Regions from separate parts of the Homo sapiens genome. Here regions 1, 2 and 3 are each linked to region 4. A link is a contact called in ENCODE Hi-C or POLR2A ChIA-PET data. All regions are on one chromosome and are shown on one strand. Each heading gives the region's core, a stretch centred on a gene start or an enhancer-like site at or near the end of the contact. The rest is flanking DNA. Distances are from core to core; before and after follow the strand shown.

Region 1 (2,875 bases), core at 350-2,849, 5.9 Mb before region 4:
GCCCAAGCGCGGTGGTGGTCCACTTGCGGACAGCCAGGGGCCAGCGGGTGGCAGTGCCCAGGACATAGAGAGAGGCAGCACACACGCGGTTGATGGTGAAGCCCGGAATGGCCACAGAGGCTAGAGCCTGCCATACAAAGGTGTCCACCACAGCCACAGTCACCCTGGCGCTGCGGCCTGCTTCAGGGCTGGGCACCTGGTGGGCGCAGAGACACTTAATCCAGCTGGGGCAGAGGCAGAAAATCCTGCGACAAGGGGCACGAGGCTAGACCGGGAGGGGCAAGTGGCCAGTGGACTTGTCCGCACCCAGGAGTGGGGTACAGTCTGCCACATCCAGTTCGGGGAGTGGGAGTGTGGGGGCAGGGGTACACTGTCCTACAAACAGGACTGTCTATGGACTGCACTAGGCAAGGTTGTAGGGACTGGAGTGTCCCACAGGGACTTTATCACATGCAAGGCTGTGGACTGAACCACACAAGAAGAGAGCTAGGGTTGGGGGTTGGAAAATAGGCTAACACTCACCTCTCCAGCCTTCTTGCCTTTGTCAATGGCATCCGCCAGCACGTAGGAGCTGGCCACGCCATAGCTCAGCCACACCACCGCCGCTGGCACAAGAGAGCGGAAAGCCTCGCCCACCTCATTGGCATAGCCTGGGGGAGGGAACATTTAATTCCTAGGCTCGCAACTGTTCCACGAGGGGGCGTTGGAGCAGGCTGGTTCTCATCCTAGCCAGCTAAGCAGTCCCTGGGTGACCTTAGGCAAGTGACTTGACCTCTCTGAGCCTCCCTTTCCGAGATGTAAACTGGTGCCATGATGCCCACCTCGGACTCGGGCCACTGAGGGCGGACTGAGCACTGAGTCACTGTTACCATTGCTTATTGGTTAGATTTCCTGGTCTTGGTCCCAGGAGTAACTGCACTAATGAGGTGACAGGCACCCAGAGGGGCAGAGTGATCGAGGGCAGCGCCACTGACCAGACGCTCGCCAAGTGCCAGGGCTTTCTGCGCTTTATCCCATTCCACCCTCGCAACCACCACCCAATGAGAGAGGCCCTCGTGTGTATCTCGTTTGTTTTTTGTTTTGTTTTTGTTTTTTTGCCGAGGAGGAAACTGAGGTTCAGACAGAGCCAGTGCGTGTCAGGACCGAAATGGGAGTGGAGATCCCGACTCCACAGCCAGCCAGAGCGCATGCCAGAGCGGGCAGCCCGCTCACCCCATGGGAGCTTCCGCCCTGGGCGACCCACCAGGGTAGTGTGACCTTGGGCAAGTCCCTAGCCCTGTCTGAGCCCAGTCTCCGGCCCAAAAGCAGAATGAGAACTAAGATCATCCCGCCTCCTCCAGGCCCCGGGCGGGCGTCCGGCGACCCCTGCTTCTCCAGCCCAGTGGTGGTGGGGTCGCCGCGCCCGTCGCCCCGCGCTCACCCAGGTATCGCACCCACGTGTCCCGGTAGAGATCGCGCTCTGCGCCCCGCGGCTGCGGCTCTGACATGACTCTCCCGCCACGGCCCCGGCCACTACAGCCGGTACTGGCTCCACTGCAGTCTCCGCCGCCGGCACTTGGGTCTGCCCGGCCGGGACCCGCCGAAAGTCCCGCGCCGAAGGACAGGTCAGGAAATCTCCGCCAGCAGGGAGCGTCTGCAAATTCCCCCCGCGCACCGAAGCCCCTCTCCCAGGCTCGGGTTTTACAGACTGGTTTTCGTCACGTTTTCTCTGAGCTGTTGGCGCTAATCGCTCCCAGGACTGAGTGTAGGTTTTGGAGCCAAAGAGACAGGGGATCAAGTTGGGGGATGCTACACTGCAAAGCTTGTGACCTCGGGCTTATCCAGCATCTCTTTATTCATTTGTAAAAACGAGGGAGGGACACAGGCTGGGCCCGTTGGCTCACGCCTGTGATCCCAGCACTTTGGGAGGCCGGAGGCGGGAAGATCTCTTGAGCCCAAGGGTTCGAGAACAGCCTGGACAACATAGCGAGACCTCGTCTCTACTAAAAAAAAAAAAAAAAAATTAATGTAATAAATAAAATGGGGAACACAATAGTGTCCACTCCCTAGGATGGTTCCGAGGATTAATTATAACAGTCACCATTTATTGAGTTTATTGCCAGTCTACATGTTCGCTAAAGGACTCTCCATGTCTTACACCTGAAACCCTCCCACCAGCCTGGGAGCCCGTTTTACAGGTGAGAAAATGGAGGCACAGAGAAGGTGGGTCATTTTCCCAGAACACACAGCTGCTAAGTGGTGAAGTTGTGATTTGAATCCAAACAGTGTGGATCCAGATCCCGTGCTCTTAATGCGAGCTCTAAATGAGGCTAGAGGAGTGAACGGTGAGCCCCTGGGAGGTAGGTGCCTGGACTCTGGAGTCCCTTCTCAGCAGTCGCCATGTATAACTAGGAAGCACTCGCATTTAACTGGATCAGTATGTCCCCAGACTGAGCTTCTTGGGGACAGGATGTTGGATGAATTAATTAACGAATGAATGAATCGGGCAAGGGAGACAGAGTTGGGGTTAGTGATTACAACAGGAGGAAGCCTTCCCCCGCTGGACCTCAGTTCACCCAGGTGAGCAATGTGTGCACTTCACTAAGTCTCTGTGACTCCTTGGCGGGTATAATTGAGCGGCGTTGGAGACAATCCTGGGTTCAAATCCTAGCTGTGCCGCCTACTGGCTGTTAGCCTCCCTGAGCCCCAGTTCCCACGTCTGCAAAAAAAATGAGAGTAGCCAACATTGACGAGCACTTACTTATACCAAGCTCTTAAGCGCTTTGCACGGCTTATTTCCTTTAATCTTTGCAACAACCCAAAGTGTAATAGTAAGCACAGGGTTTTTGCGTGATACCCGGTAGGCCTTATTAAGAATTAGCTCTTATTTTCATCA
Region 2 (2,725 bases), core at 126-2,625, 6.5 Mb after region 4:
AGGGCTCTCCAGATCATCCTTCTTTGTGGTCAACTTTAGCTATTCTACCTACCACCTCCCTAGCGTGGCCTAACCCAAGTTTACAATGCAAAGAAATGACTCCCTCACCTGCCAGACGAGGCTGGTGGCATTAGAAAGAGCAATGCAAGCCCAAGGTTTTTTTCTCCGGATTCTTTTCTTTTTCTTCTTTTTGGTAGAGAAGAGGGCTCATTATGTTACCCAGGCTGGTCTCGAACTCCTGGGCTCAAGCAATCCTCCTGCCTCGGCCTCCCAAAGTGCTGGGATTACAGGCGTAAGCCCCAGCTCCCGGCCCTGAATTAATTCTTTAATCCAGTCCTCTAATTGGACCAGAACGCTGCTCCTGCCATGACCCCCATTCCCCATCATCAGCCAAGGTCAGGAATAAACAACCTTGGGCGGGGCGGGGAGGGCGGAGGTACCTGGGAGAGGACTTTTACCACCTGCTTACTGACAGAACTTAGCACTTAATACACATTCAGCCTTCCCATCATGTCATTGTACCTTGGAACAAGGAGCAAATAATTGGCTGTGGGATCCCCACTAAGTTTTTGTTACACGACTTCCCTTCTCTGTAGAATGGGCACACGATGAGCGACCACCCTCTCGGAGACAAACCACTGATGAAAGCGAGGTGTAAAGCTCCTTGTGGGCAATCTGGGAAGGACAGAACTCCTGAGACCTTGAGCCCCACCACAAGAGCGCCCGGAAATCGGTTCATTTCCGAGCCCAGCACGTACGTGCCCGCGGGTTCCTCTGCCACGGCGTGGTTGGCCAGACTCTGCCAGGCCCGCTCGCAGGTCTCCAGCGCCGCCCGGAAGTCCAGGTGCACCACCAGGAGGTCGGCCGCCTCCTCCAGAAGGTCCACGGCCGGCGCCCGGGCCGGGACCGCGCGCACCGGCTCGCTGCTGCGCAGGGGTCCCCCGAGCCCCCTGAGGGGGGCTGCAGAGGTCGAAGAATCGCTCTTCATAACGAGTCCGGGTCCAAGGCCCAGGTCCTCAGACGTCGGAGTGACCGCCTCCCCAGAGGCTCCGGGATATCCCGAGTTGGCCTGGGCGAAGAGGGAGAGTCCTCATCTCTTTGCCCACACCCCTTCCCGAGGTCGATTCCCCGAGAAGGAAAAGGAAGGGGCCTATCTGAGGCAAAAGCTGGGCTCGCCTGGAGGCTGGGGAAGCAGTTTACACGTCAGATTTGCAGGATTCTTGCATCCCTGGAATACCTGGCCCTAGCTTCTCCGGCCCCGCGACACGTGCAGGAACTGCCTCAGCTCCGGGCTCCTGGTTACGATCAAAGACTCACCTCGCCTCCCGGCAGCGGGCGCGGACATCTTTGCGCTCGCCCAGCCCCGCAGCCGCGCGGCGTCCCGGCGGCGCGGAGTACTCTAGGAGTTGTAGTTCCTCAGCTCTCGGCCCATCGCCTTCTGTAATGGAAGTAGGAGGCAGAGCGCGGACTACAACCCCCAGCACGCCGCGCCCCGGAAGCCGCCCCTGTGCCGTGAGAAAACAAACTGGTGCTACAGCTTCGGGGTGCGGAAGTCAAAACGAAGCAAAACCGAAGCTGTCTTGTGAAATGGAGGGGTCCTCACTAACCAGTTCCAGCGGAGGCTAACGGAAGAAGTGCCAGCAATGGATGTGCAGCTACATGCACGCTTTTAATTCAGAGCTTCTGCGACGGTGGCGATCAGGGGATCTGTAATGTAATGTAATGTCAAGGCTGACGCAGAGCTGATCAAACATTTTGGCAACCTTAGTCTTGAATTGATTCACACTTTCTCCGCGTTGCCTCCGGAGTTTGCTGTAGGGTAATGAATATTGCCTGGTGAGGATGAGGGACTTAGGGTGGAAACCTTCACAAGGACCACTGAGAATATGTTGGTCCCAAGGGCAATGTTCCAAAATGAATAGTGACCCCACCGAGGCGGGGTTGGGGGCGCTGAGCATAAGGGCCTCATTTTTCTCACTGCTCTCTGCCCCATCCTGAATTTGCTGTTAAAAAACAACGTTAAATGCAGATACCAATTCCACTTCCCCACTGTTGTCACTTCCGATCTGTCTTTATATTTCTCCTTATCATTTATCACCATCTACATACCAATGTCTATATTTTACTTATTTTTATTGTCTATTTCCTTCCACTATGATATAAACTCACAAAGGCAGACGTTTTTGTCTCTTTTGTTCACTGTGGGAACCTCAATGCCTTGAACAGTGCCTGTCATCTATAGGTAGTCAAAAAGTATTTGTGGAATAAATGAAGTCCTGGTTTCACTTTTATCTGGTTACAGGGTCCAGACTTCTCTTTCCTCGGAGTCTGGTGGACTTGGTTCTGCCTCAGCTTCCCATGCAGACTTTTCTGCAAGAGAACGGAAATCCCAGAAGATGGATGTGTGCATGTCTGGTGACAAGGGCAGGGGATGTATGATGTGAGCAGGTGCCTGTTTAATCTAATTTCTAGGAGAGCAAAGATTCTAGGGAAGCTTTGGAGTGAATTCAAAGGGTAGAGAACTGGGGAGAAACTAAAGCCAAGAGGATCTAGTACAAATGTGGGAAGCTTGGCAAAGCCCGGGTGAAACAGAATATAATAATAAGTGTGATTTGTGGATCTGTTTAAAATTATTATTATAGTTACAATTTACCAAATACTCTGTTCCCAGTACTTTACTATAAAGTGCATTATGTACGGTATGGTTTTGTTTTTCACAATGTCC
Region 3 (2,700 bases), core at 171-2,670, 7.9 Mb before region 4:
AGTATCTTATTTAGGGTTTTTTTTTTAATCAGGAAGAAAACAGGCTTACTTTCAATCTAATAATGTCTTAACCAGGAAAATGAAAGGGCGAGAAGTTCAGAATAACGGCCTCATTTTACCCAATTCCCTAAAAATAAGGTGAAAACGTAGGAAGGTTTGCTTTTGTTTTGAAGAATTCACCTAAAAATCCCCAGGGAACATCTTTTTCATTTTTCCTTAGCACACTCAAGTTTCAAATTCACTAGCTCAGTATTTGAAGAGGACCACTCTTACCTTGCCGCTTTACTCCCAAATTATTGTCCCCAAAAAGTATCTTTTAGGGAAACAAAGCAGCTTCACCTGCAGTCCCACAAACCAATAACAGAATATGATCCTTTCTCAACTTTACTGCCCCCAAACTGCAAGCTCTCAAGATCAACGTTTGCCTCAGTTTTAGCAAAAAAGCAACATTTCACCCAAGAAAATGAAATGGTCTGAAACACGCCTACACGCTGTCCTTTCTAAAACTTTTCGGCGGCGAAGTCCAAGCGCTCACCGCGGTGCTCGGCGCATGAACACAACAGAATCTAAAATTGTTGCCGCTTCACAGCAGCGATACAAGCTACCGGTGGCCTCGGATTGAGGGCAGATTTTTAACTTCTAGCAATTTCCAAACTTTTTCATTGAAATACTCCAACAGCTGAAGAAATTAACTCGGACCCCTCACAGTCCAGAAAGGTTTAACCCAAGCCAAGCTCATCATTTCCAACTTGAAATCTAACCAGTTGTGGAAATTGTGCGTTCCCTCCTCTCCCTGGTTCCGTTTACTGCAAAACCAGAAGCCATGACTCACCGAGGAGGGGACCAGAGCCCCCGGGAGGCCGGGCCATGTTCTCCAGGAGCCGGACCCCAGCCGACCACCCGCGCTTCCCGTCGCCTGCACCCTCCGGCTCCGCGACGCCCGGAAGAGCCCGGGCCTCCCGTGAAGGCCCCCCCGGCGTCCCCGCACTTGGCCTATCGCCCGGCCACGCCCGCGCCTGCAGCCCACAGATGACGCCAACCCGCCCTGCACCCACCCCAAGCACTCCCCACTCCCCGCGGGCCGCCCAGCCCCGGCCCCAGCGTACCTGTACCCCCAGGTGCACAGCAGGGACTGCCTCAGGTGCGAGCGCAAATGCCCCAGCGTCGGCTCCGTCTCGGGCACCTCCAGCGGCCAGGTCCGCTTCAGAAGCCGCACCCGCAGCCTCATGACGGCGGCAGGCGGCCCGAGGGGCCTGGACCCGGAAGCGGCGACGGGGACGGCGGCGGGGCCGAGCAGCTCCCGCCCCAAACGGCGACGACCCCGGACTGGCGACTACCGGAGCTGAGGGGTAGCTGAGGCGAAACGGGGAAAGAGCCCCGCCACAGTGGCCGCCCTGCCACTCGGTCTCTGGAATAGAGCGCCCGCCCCTCTCCTGAGGGCGCCTCCTGGAGCCGACCCCGAGAGCTGGAGGCGGGCAGGCGGCCTAAAGGAACCGGGCCTCTCGGGGTCGGCCGATCGATGACTCCGCGCGCAACGGCGCTGCCTGAGAGCGCGGGCACAGTGCGCAGGCGCCGAGATGCGGCCGCTCGCTGGCATCCCAGATTTTCCGCGGCGGTGGCTGGGACTCCCAGTACTTACTCCCTGTGTGCGTGGAACAACGGTAGCGCTGATAGGGATGCTGCAGACAGACAATACAGTCGCCACTCCCCAGGACCAAGTGTCACCCCCTTTCTTCCGTGGCCCTCAGTTCCAGCGGCATCTGCTCTGAGAAGCCTTAGGTTAATCCTTAGGTTGGCCGGGCGCGGTGGCTCACGCCTGTAATCCCAGCACTTTGGGAGGCCGAGGCGGGTGGATCGTTTGAGCCCAGGAGTTCGAGACCAGCCTGGGCAACATGGTGAAACCCCCCCCCCCATCTCTACAAAAAATACAAAAAATTAGGTGTGGTGGCGCCTGCCTGTAGTCCCAGCTAGTTGGGTGGCTGAGGCGGGAGGGTCGATTGAGCCCGGAGGTCGAGGCCTCAATGAGCTGTGATCGCACCACTGCACCTCAGCCTGGTTCCACAGAACGAGACCCTGTCTCAAAAAAAAAGTAGAACTATTTGTAGCCAGTAATCTATGTCCGACAGTTTATTAGAACTCTGTGGCTGCATAACAATCACCCCAAAGTTTAACGCAATAAACATTTGTTGTCCCACAGGTTTTAGAGGTAAAGGGATTTGGGGATGCGTGGCTGGGTGGTTCTGTCTCCAGGTCTCCCATGAGATTACAAACTGTAGGCCAGGGCAGCAGTTATTGACTAGGGCTGGAGGATCGGCCTCCAGGATGGCACAGTCATGACTGTTGGCCAGAGACCTGTTTTCACCACGTGAACCTCCCCATAGGGCTGTTTGAGTGTCCCCATGACATGGCAGCTGGCTTCCTTCAGAGCAGGTGATCCCAGAGAGACCAAGGTATAAGCCACAATGTCTTTTATGACCTAGCTCCAGAGGTCACATACGGCTTTTGTCATATTTACAAACCAACCCTATGTGTGAGAGGATCCAGCCAAAGGTATGAATGCCAACAGACAGGGATCGCTGCGGGCCATCCTGGAGGCTGGCTACCATAGAGGGTCTAACTAATGATAACTTAGATGAGAGAGAGTATCAAGTTTCGTCCTTGTGTGATAACCATAGTCCAAATCCTTAGAGTCAAATAAAG
Region 4 (2,700 bases), core at 67-2,566:
GGATCCCTTGAGCCCAGGAGTTCGAGACCAGCCAGGGCAACATGGTGAAACCCCGTCTCTACTTAAAAAAAAAAAAACAAAAAAAAACTCATAGGATTTGGGGGAAGGAGATAGTCAATCAGAAATGACTTCGAGATTACTGCCTGGAAGCTTTGAAAAACACTCACCTGGAGAGATACAGAATGTGAGAAGCATGCACGTTGAGGGGAAAGCTAATGAACTTACTTCCAGGAGCTAGTGAGGCGACGCTGATGTTTGGGTGGCCCAAGCTTCCCGCTTTCTTCCCTCCCCGAGCCCCGCAGAGTTCCATGCAGCAAGTCTTTCTCCAGCCCCTGGCCCCTCACAGGCGCCTCGACCTCCCCTCGCCCGTCCCCAGCCTCACCGGCTCTGGCCTACTTTTCTTCTCTTCGGTCCGCTGCGAAAGATGCTACGGCGAAGGCGTGAGTCAAGCGAATGGCGGGCCTAACACCCAGAATTCCACTCTTTCCCAAAATGCTGCGCGCAGGGCCCGCCTCCTTCCTTTCCCCAGTGTTGAGCGCGGTCTCGCCTCCGCTTCCTCCTCACTCCGCCTGCCGGCTGGGAAACTAGGGCACCAGTACGATAGTTCCGGCACCGGAAAAGAGGGCTGATGACTGGGCCCGGGGGCCGCCGCAACGACCCTTGGGGCCGGCAAAGAGCCAGAGAGGGTGCTCACACTTCCAAGCACCCCACACCAAGGACAGGCTGGACGGCAAGGCGGAGACGCGGGGCTTGGGCCCTCAGACCGGGGACAGCAGGAGGTTGGGCCAAGGGCCAGGACTTCCCGTCACAATTTCATTTGTTGATCCCGGCACCGCCAGGTAAGGGGGGCCCTGAGTGAGGCTAGGTATCTGGTACGGATAAAGTTAGGTATAGAGTAGAGCGGCTGCCCGCTCAGGGTTATCCCTAAAGACAGTTGGAGGAGAGTTGCTTGGGGCCTCGGGGATGCACTGGGCGGGATCAGGGCTTACACCTAGGACTGGCAAAAGAGCGGGACCCGGCAGAGGCGGGGCTTGCCGAAGGGACGAGCCTCTATTCAGGAAATGCACGAGCTTTGGGGCGGGGCTCAAAGAAAGGGGCGGGGCTTCCGGGGCCCGCGTCCTGGTGAGCTGCGCGTCTGCGCGAGGATTGGGCGAGAGGGTGGGGCCACTCAACGCTGAGGCGGCGAATGGCCGGAGCAGACTTAAATCAAGAGGCTGGGGACCTCTAAGATCAAAGTTTGGGGCGGGGCCTAAGGAGGGGGCGGGGCCTCCAGATTCGAGACCTGGAAGGGCTGGGGCGGCGCTTGGGGCGGCCCAGCCGCCGCCTCCCGTTCTCTCCTCCGCAGCGGCGGCGGTGGCGGAGAAGGAACTCGACACGCACCGACCGCCCTCCCGCCCCAGCCGAAGCGGAAGCTGTAGCCCGCTCTGGGCCGGGGCCATGGGCGCCCCGCGCCGCCCGGGTCATGAGGACGGAGGCGGAGGCAGCGGGGCCGCCGCTCGAGCCCGGTCAGTGCCTCTCTGTGGGCCCAGTCTTCACCCTAGGAACGAAAGGGACCCCTCCCTAGCGCGGGGCAGGGTCCAGTCGCGCGACCTTGGGCCGACTCCCGCCTCGCCCCCACACCCGCCTGGTTCCAGTCAGTGGGGGTTTCCTGACACTCGCAGGATTGCGACCCTTGTCAGCATGGTGGGAAGGTCCGGGTAGCAGGGGCACCACCTTCCCCAGAAGCGAAAAGTCCTGCTGGAGCCGCCTTGGGAGCTCCCATGCCTTGGGAAACCGTGGAGGACTGAGGCTGGGAAGGGCAGGAAACTGGCCGAGAGCACCGAGCAATGGAAGGGCCAGTGCCCTGGCCTCCGAGACTCGGCGTTTTGTCTTGCTCTTGTTCTTCACTTTCGTTCTCTCTGCCACGCGGTAGCCTGAGCCCCTTTGGGGCGGAGACCCGGACTGGTATTCAATGTCTTGGCCGTTAGTTTGCTTGCCCAAGACGTAGGGGAGGGGGAAGACGTGATTCCTGTCCTGCTGAAGGCGCGGGGTTGATGACAAACGGAGTTCTAGCTAGTAAACTCTGAAGTGAAGTGCCAACTGTGGAAGAGGTCAACAGCATGTGGGACCCTGACCTTCAGGTGTCACTCCCAGGGAGTGTTCCCTTTTGTGTCTGCTGTGTGGAGTTGGTGGGGGATTTACAACCCTCCTCCTCCAGTTGTCTAGCCCTGTGGTCTGAGACAAGATACTTGCCTTTCCTGAGCCTCAGAGGAGGAATGGCTTACATTCACAGGGAGTGTTCTATGAGGCAGGCGCGCGCTGCGTGCAGTTGTTTACATGCAGTGCCTCATTAATCCTCATAACGAACCAGTGAAGTAGGTGCCCACTGTGATTTGCACTTTTGCAGCTGAGCAGACTGAGTCTGAGATGGGTTAAGTATTAAAGGCTAGTGCACTGCTTGCCTTCCTTAGTGACAGCCACTAACTGAGCTCAGGCCAGGGCCTTCCAGGCAGCCCTTTGGCTCCAGGCAGCAACGTCTGGCTGTGGCTTTGTGTTTAGAAGGCTAAAGCTGTTATGGGGACAGATGCCAAGGCCTCGCCTAACCTTATCACCCCCAACATGAGCACCTCTAGGTCCGATCCGCCCTTGCCGAGGCTGGAGATGGCCCTGTGGGGCCTGCCAGGCCTCAGGATCAAGGAGTTCTAGAGCGCAGGGCAAGAG

The links. A loop is a pair of places that touch in the nucleus more often than their neighbours do. ChIA-PET counts read pairs that join two places held with the same protein, here RNA polymerase II (POLR2A). Pooled maps may share reads with other maps.
Region 1: a map of B cell shows a loop between it and region 4 (18-fold over the local background). The contact joins the promoter of MTFP1 here to the promoter of GUCD1 in region 4. A Hi-C loop is called at or near these places in 2 of 168 maps with a recorded cell type or tissue (B cell and naive thymus-derived CD4-positive, alpha-beta T cell) and 6 of 50 pooled maps.
Region 2: a loop to region 4 is called in a map of CD8-positive, alpha-beta T cell, with 32 times the contacts of the local background. The contact joins the promoter of PEX26 here to the promoter of GUCD1 in region 4. A Hi-C loop is called at or near these places in 2 of 168 maps with a recorded cell type or tissue (CD8-positive, alpha-beta T cell and naive thymus-derived CD4-positive, alpha-beta T cell) and 5 of 50 pooled maps.
Region 3: a map of B cell shows a loop between it and region 4 (20-fold over the local background). The contact joins the promoter of FBXO7 here to the promoter of GUCD1 in region 4. A Hi-C loop is called at or near these places in 1 of 168 maps with a recorded cell type or tissue (B cell) and 4 of 50 pooled maps. POLR2A ChIA-PET finds 5 or more read pairs at or near these places in 1 of 52 experiments (BJ).

What each region holds. Positions count from the first base shown.
Region 1 is chr22:30,424,492-30,427,366 of GRCh38, reverse strand. MTFP1 (mitochondrial fission process 1) reads right to left here and starts at 1,599. Exons shown (of 4, transcript NM_016498.5): 1 at 1,421-1,599; 2 at 523-650; 3 at 1-196. The coding sequence starts at 1,487. SEC14L2 (SEC14 like lipid binding 2) reads right to left here. Exons shown (of 12, transcript NM_012429.5): 12 at 2,064-2,875. RefSeq lists enhancers at 220-780, 781-1,339.
Region 2 is chr22:18,076,640-18,079,364 of GRCh38, reverse strand. PEX26 (peroxisomal biogenesis factor 26) reads right to left here and starts at 1,375. Exons shown (of 5, transcript NM_001127649.3): 1 at 759-1,375. The coding sequence starts at 988. It overlaps LOC105372853 (a long non-coding RNA gene), which reads right to left. Exons shown (of 6, transcript XR_001755424.2): 6 at 1,469-1,707. RefSeq lists enhancers at 552-601, 1,082-1,311, 1,642-1,701 and a silencer at 962-1,011.
Region 3 is chr22:32,473,531-32,476,230 of GRCh38, reverse strand. It overlaps FBXO7 (F-box protein 7), which reads right to left and starts at 1,420. Exons shown (of 9, transcript NM_012179.4): 1 at 1,107-1,420. The coding sequence starts at 1,228. RefSeq lists enhancers at 904-1,073, 659-1,159, 1,328-1,497, 1,160-1,660, 2,386-2,445 and silencers at 830-1,139, 1,150-1,339.
Region 4 is chr22:24,553,754-24,556,453 of GRCh38, reverse strand. It overlaps GUCD1 (guanylyl cyclase domain containing 1), which reads left to right and starts at 1,316. Exons shown (of 6, transcript NM_001284254.2): 1 at 1,316-1,505. The coding sequence starts at 1,463. SNRPD3 (small nuclear ribonucleoprotein D3 polypeptide) reads right to left here and starts at 455. Exons shown (of 4, transcript NM_004175.5): 1 at 383-455. RefSeq lists an enhancer at 648-747 and a silencer at 1,208-1,567.